2 separate regions of the Mus musculus genome follow, and region 2 is linked to region 1. The links are chromatin contacts, found by POLR2A ChIA-PET in ENCODE. All regions are on one chromosome and are shown on one strand. Each heading gives the region's core, a stretch centred on a gene start or an enhancer-like site at or near the end of the contact. The rest is flanking DNA. Distances are from core to core; before and after follow the strand shown. Region 1 holds the start of Ndel1 (nudE neurodevelopment protein 1 like 1). Region 2 has its middle 9.7 kb from the start of Gm51902.

Region 1 (2,934 bases), core at 234-2,733:
CACCTTTTCTTCTCTTACAATGCTAGTTTTATAACTTGTGCTTCCTTTTGAGACTGTCATCTTCTTTACTGATTTATTTCCCATGGATTTGGTGTAATGGAAGGAGGTCGGGCAGTTTGCTGACTCTAGGGTACTATTCCAGCCTCTGGGCCAACGAAGATCAGAGCAGGGCCTTTGGCTTCTGAGGGCTCTGCCAAGCTAAGCCCATTCATTAAGAAGGGGATGATGCCAGTCCTAGGGGCAGAGCAAATGGGAGGGGCAGCAGCCTGGGAGATGATGTCACTGTTTTCTGAAGGGCCTGGCCAGCCATTAGGTGACTCAGTGTGTTTCTTAGCACCTCAGCCAGGAGGCAGGACAGAAGCTGTGGCCTTTTTATCTTTTCCTGTTTGGGTGGGACGGTTCCTGTCTTGGCACCGGGTCTATAGGAAAGCCTTCATTAATCACTTCTCTGCCTTAAGTCTGATTAGATTGAGCAGAGTTTCAGGTAGGGAAGCCAGACTGAGTTTCAAAGCTGTTCCAGGCCACTGGCCTGTAAAGCAGACCTTTTTTTTTTTTTTTTTTGAGTCTTATGTTACAATATAGATCTAATGATTCCAGCTTCAAATGTTGTTGATGGTTAACAGTAGTGTATGGAAGGCACTTTAGCCCCACGGTCTAGCCTATGTTTCCCTTCTTGTCAGCGTAGTAGTGGATAACAGTGTAGCTTCTGAGTTTGAATTTGCGCTGTAGGTGAGTGACCTTGGGGAACTTCATCTTGCTATTTCTTACTTGTAAATGAGAGTGACGTGGGGTTACTGTGACAAAGCAATGCACCCCAGTGACTGGTACAACTACGGGCGCGACAAACCGCACAGTGAACTCATAATCTCTTTTTAAAAACCCTATATCCTTCATAGTGTAGTTCAAGACGCTCTAGACCCCAGTAATCTTCCTCTGCTCATCAGTTTGGGTTCTCCTTAAAAATCCATCTCGCACCGTTTTTTGTTTATATTGACCTTTCCCAACCGTATACGTGGGCTCACCTTGTCTTTCTTAGGCTCAGCATATGTCTTATGCTATGTTGTTTTGTCTTCAAACTTCAAAACCAATCCCAACAGCACTGAAATAACAATTACATTGAGCATGAGACAGCTAAAGTTCCTATAGTTGTTCCCCAAATGCCTTTTTTAAATTTAAGTTTCTAGTTCCAGGACAGTTGTGTATTTCTCCTGTCTCCTTCGTGAGCTAGTACTCTATACTGGCTTTATACTGGCTTCCCATTTTAGCCTAGGGAACTACTCTCCTGCGCAGCACAGCTTCCGGAGACAGCACAGGGCTAAAAAACCCACCTCCTTCGGGGGTCCGGGGCGGCGCCTGCGCAGGACGCTGTCGCAGATCTCACGTCAGCGCGCAAAGCCTAGGTCGGCTCCACGTGACTCTGGCCTCCCACCGCTCCGCCCCGCACGCCAGCCTGCTTCTGCGCATGCTCTTGACTCCGCCCCCGTGCGTCACAGAATGGCCTCCGACACCCAGGGAGCCCCTGACGTGTCGGGGAGGAGCCCGGTGCGGGGATACGCGGAGTGGAGCTCAGGGCTGCGGAAGGGAGCAGAGCTGAGCGGCTGGGCGGGCCTGGCCAGGCCAGCGGAGCAGAGACGTCGGCCGAGCGGCGGCGAACATGCGCTTTTGACACATTGGCGGTGAGCTCCCGTGCGACGCAGCCTCTGGGGTTCGAGCCAGGCGGGCAGCGCCGAGGCCTGCCCCGGGGGAGCCTGCCTGACCGCCGCCGGGCTGGGGCTCAGCCCGCTGGGCCAGGCCGGGCTTGGGTTCTGGGGCGGCCCGTACCGAGACAACTGTTCCAACCGCTTTAACTGTCCCCTCCTTACTGGCGGAGGTGTGGCCCACCGGGGGCACCTGCGGGAGAGCGAGTCCCGGGCTTCCAGAGGAGGGACGGAGGCCGGGACGTGGCACCGGGGGCTGAGGCGCTGACGGCTCGAGGAGTGGCCCAGTTGGGGTGGCGGAGGCGCGCCCAGCTTCTCGCTCCACCCATCCTTGATTCCCTGGAGCTGCCGGGGTGGTTAGGAGCCGGGCAGGATCTTGATTTCCCAGCGCCCCAGATGCGGGAGGCGAGAGCAGGAGCAGCCCGCGTTGGCAGAGACTGGCAGTCTCGTGACTGCCTGCCCCGAACTGCTAATCATCCTCTTTGGAGTTGGGGAAAGTCTCACTAACCAACCGACCCCGGTTGCTTGGATTCGCTTCTTATTTTTCTCTGAGAAACGATGAGGTGACTAACACTTTTAAGTTTAAGGCGAGTGAGGGTCCTTTTCATTACCCGGGCCCATTCCTGTAGCGTTTGTAAACATTTTAGAACATTTGCTGTTTGTACTTGCGACGGATACTGTAAGTCACTTTTTGCTGGATGGGGAAATTGAACCTAGGTACAGGAGGTTGGGGCAACTGAGTGATTTTTATTTGGGTTCCACTAACTGGTGAGAAGTTTAGCTTGGGTTACAATTTACCTTTCTAAGCTCAGGGTTCTGGTTTCTGTTTTCATGAGATTTTTTTTTTTTAACTTCTTCAGCCGGAAAGAGGACTGAACATTGGACTTGTTAAAGATAATACCAGAAGTTACTAGATGACTTATTTATTTTCGAGTAAATTGACCAAAAAAACCAAAAAAACCCCAAACCAAACAACAACAACAAACAAAAAACCCCCAAAAGCTCAGTTACTAGAAAAATCTTATCCTGAAGCTTGCTCATGAGTGGCTGGTTGTTAGTCTGAAAATTATGTTGCTTTCACTGCACTTAAGAGGTAGGGTAATGTCTGCCAAATCAGAAAGCTGAGAGGGCAAAGCTCATCATTAAGTTAAGGAGTCAAAAGAGACCAAAGGACACCCAGTTGGGGGTATCTCTTCTGAATTGTTGTTAAAATCTTAGAGTAGGAATACATAAAGAA
Region 2 (2,934 bases), core at 135-2,634, 87 kb before region 1:
CCACAGGTTTGGATCTTAAATGTCCCCTGAAGGGCATGGATTGAAGGCTTAGTCAAGGTTAGCTGGTGGGAGAAACCTTTAAAAAGTGGAACCTAATAGAAGTTAGGGCACTGGGCTGAAGAGATGGCTCAGCTGTTAAGAGCACTGACTGCTCTTCCAAAGGTCCTGAGTTCAAATCCCAGCAATCACATGGTGGCTCACAACCATCCGTAATGAGATCAGATACCCTCTTCTGGTGTGTCTGAAGATAGCTACAGTATACTTAGATATAATAATAAATAATTTTTTTTTTTTTAAAGAAAGAAGAAGTAACCTGGGCACTGACAACCTTTGAAGGGAAGAGTGGAACCTTGGTGATTTTTTCTTTTGGTTCCTATCCAACATGAGGTTTTGCTCTGCAACCTCTGCTCTGCCACAGCCCTAGAGCACCAGGGCAAGCAAGCGTAGCTAGTGAGTTAAAATATAGCTTGCCTTGCCAGGCACGGGGGTGCACACCTTTAATCCCAGCACTCGAGAGGCAGAAGCGGAGGCAGCTGGATCTCTGTGAATATGAGGTCAGCCTGGTCCACAGAGTGAGTTCTAGGACAGCCCAGGCTACACAGAGAAACCCTGTCTCAAACAGACTAACTAATCAAGTAAATAAATGAAGCTTTCCTTAATAGTTAGTTTATTTGGATGCTGGGGTTGCACCATGGGAAGCCAAGCAAGGCAGGTCAATCACAGAATTGCTCCAAAGTAACCGAGTCTGCTTTCTTGGTAAATTATACACAGATACAAACAGCTAAGGCAATCTACGGAGTTGTATGACCTGCACCAGGAATGTGCTTCACTCTTCCTTTGGTTAAGGTGAACCAAATACATTTGATCTTGAATAAAAACACTTTGTCCTAACCAAAATACACACCCTCCCTCACAGTGATCTGCTTATTTTAGCTACTACTCAGAATCTGATTCTGTCAGCAAATCTTCCCTACCTCCCAATAAATTCCACTTTGTACAGAGTTAAATCTGTTGAATAAAATATTATATAGATCCTGGCAGCGGGTTTGCTACACACCTCAACGCTTTACATTCGAGAATGGAAGACCCACACGCACAGCCTTTATATTTTGACATGCTTTAATCAGCTCTATCCTAGGCCACTGCCCAACCTCCACGAAATGAATCCACCTCCTGCTAATAATCCCGAGTTATTACTTACTAAACTCTAAATTCTATCTTGGCTGCTCTGGACCCAGAGGGATCTCTCGGCTTCTTCACATGGCCGCCAAGCCTCTCTGTCCTGAACACTCTGAGGCTTGGCATCTCTTCTCTCTTCCACACTCTCCTGCTATGGTGGATCTCCTCCCCCTTCTCTCTCTTGCCAATCCCAAACCCGGAAATCCTAAAGTCCCGCCTCTGTCTGCCCTGCCCAGCCATTGGCTGCCCGCATCTTTACCAATCAGAACGAAGCAGGGTCAGGTTCCCAGAAGCTTTGTGCAGACACTTGTGTAAGCAGGTTTTTTGGGGGGGAGTGTAATTAGCGTTAGTGGGCCAAACCCACTACATAGGTCTGTCCTTTATTCATTGGCGTTGTGGCACTTTTGTGGCTAGCCTGAATTATACACGGTGAGACTCAGCCCTCAAACAAAACCAGTAAAATCACATGACCCTGCCTCTCCTCCAACCTGGTCCCGTGATTCACTGAACCAAACTCAGATGTTATTCTGTTAATTTACCATCTAGTTAAATTGAGAATGCAGGGATTCTCTGAGCAGTTTTATGGGTAGTTAATCTGTTACAGGGATGAATCTCTGAAGATACACATGAAGAATACCAAGTAGGAGAACTTAGGAAAGGTGGTTTACGGCCATGGCAAGCTAAATGTTAAGGCAGGAATTTGAACCTGCACCCTGGAGCTGGCTGGCCTGTGTTCTAACACCCACTCTACAGTTTGTAAGCTGTATCGCTTGGCTTCTCAACTCGGTGCCTCAGTTCCTTGATTCACACAATAATGATGACGATATTTATATGTGACTTACAGGATTATTGAGAGGCTTAAAAAGAATATGCATAAGGTGCTGAGAGCAATGCTCAATACATAGTTGGTGTTTAATAAGTAGCCAAATATTAGTTATTTTTGTTTGTTTGAAACAGGGTCTCACTATGTGCTCCTGGCTGGCCTGGAACTTGAAATGTAGAACAAGCTGGCCTCAAATTCAAAGAGATCCACCTGTCTCTGCTTCCTGAGTGCTGGGGTTAAAGGCATACACGACCATACCAAGCCTTGTGTTTTGAAACACAGCCTCACCTTGTCTCTGAGGCTGTCCTGGAACTCAGTATATGTCATCTAGGCTTGCCTTAGATCTACAGTCTTCCTGCCTTCATTTCCCCGGGGCTGAGCTTCCGCATGTCTACCATCAAGCTCTGCTAACCTGTGATTCTTTTCTTCAGTTACCTTGGAATTTATTCAAACTAGGAAAAGATCATGTTTACATGTAATACATACTCTATTCTTTAAATAACAATTATGACAAACGCCAGAAAGAATTAAAGAATGCTGCAGTTACAATCTCTATGAAACATCAACATCTTGTATTTTACATAATTAAAGAAACATACCACTTTTAAAAATACAGAGACATGGCTTCATGTGGGCATGGGGATGCAATTGACTTATTTTTTAAAACTTTATTATTTAAAAATGTAAATAAAATACAATTTAGAAAACAAACAAACAAAAAAGTCGGGCAGTGGTGGCACATGACTTTAATCCCAGCACTCGGGAGGCAGAGGCAGGTAGATTTCTGAGTTCAAGGCCAGCCTGGTCTACAGAGTGAGTTCCAGGACATCCAGGGCTACACAGAGAAACCCTGTCTCAAAAAAAATTTTTTTGTGCAATATTTCTACAAATAATTGAATTAGATCTAAAACTGCCAAGTTCACTTTCTGAGG

The links. ChIA-PET counts read pairs that join two places held with the same protein, here RNA polymerase II (POLR2A).
Region 2: POLR2A ChIA-PET joins it to region 1 with 15 read pairs in embryonic stem cell. The contact joins the enhancer-like site here to the promoter of Ndel1 in region 1. POLR2A ChIA-PET finds 5 or more read pairs at or near these places in 4 of 5 experiments (Patski and embryonic stem cell).

Annotation. Positions count from the first base shown.
Region 1 is chr11:68,851,684-68,854,617 of GRCm38, reverse strand. It overlaps Ndel1 (nudE neurodevelopment protein 1 like 1), which reads left to right and starts at 1,483. Exons shown (of 9, transcript NM_023668.3): 1 at 1,483-1,676.
Region 2 is chr11:68,938,285-68,941,218 of GRCm38, reverse strand. It overlaps a transcript of Arhgef15 not described here. Among named protein-coding and RNA genes, the nearest start is that of Gm51902, 9.7 kb to the right of the region's middle. Within about 2 kb of position 1,384, at least 3 of the 3 ENCODE cell types and tissues checked have a DNase peak (open chromatin) inside an H3K27ac peak, as active enhancers do.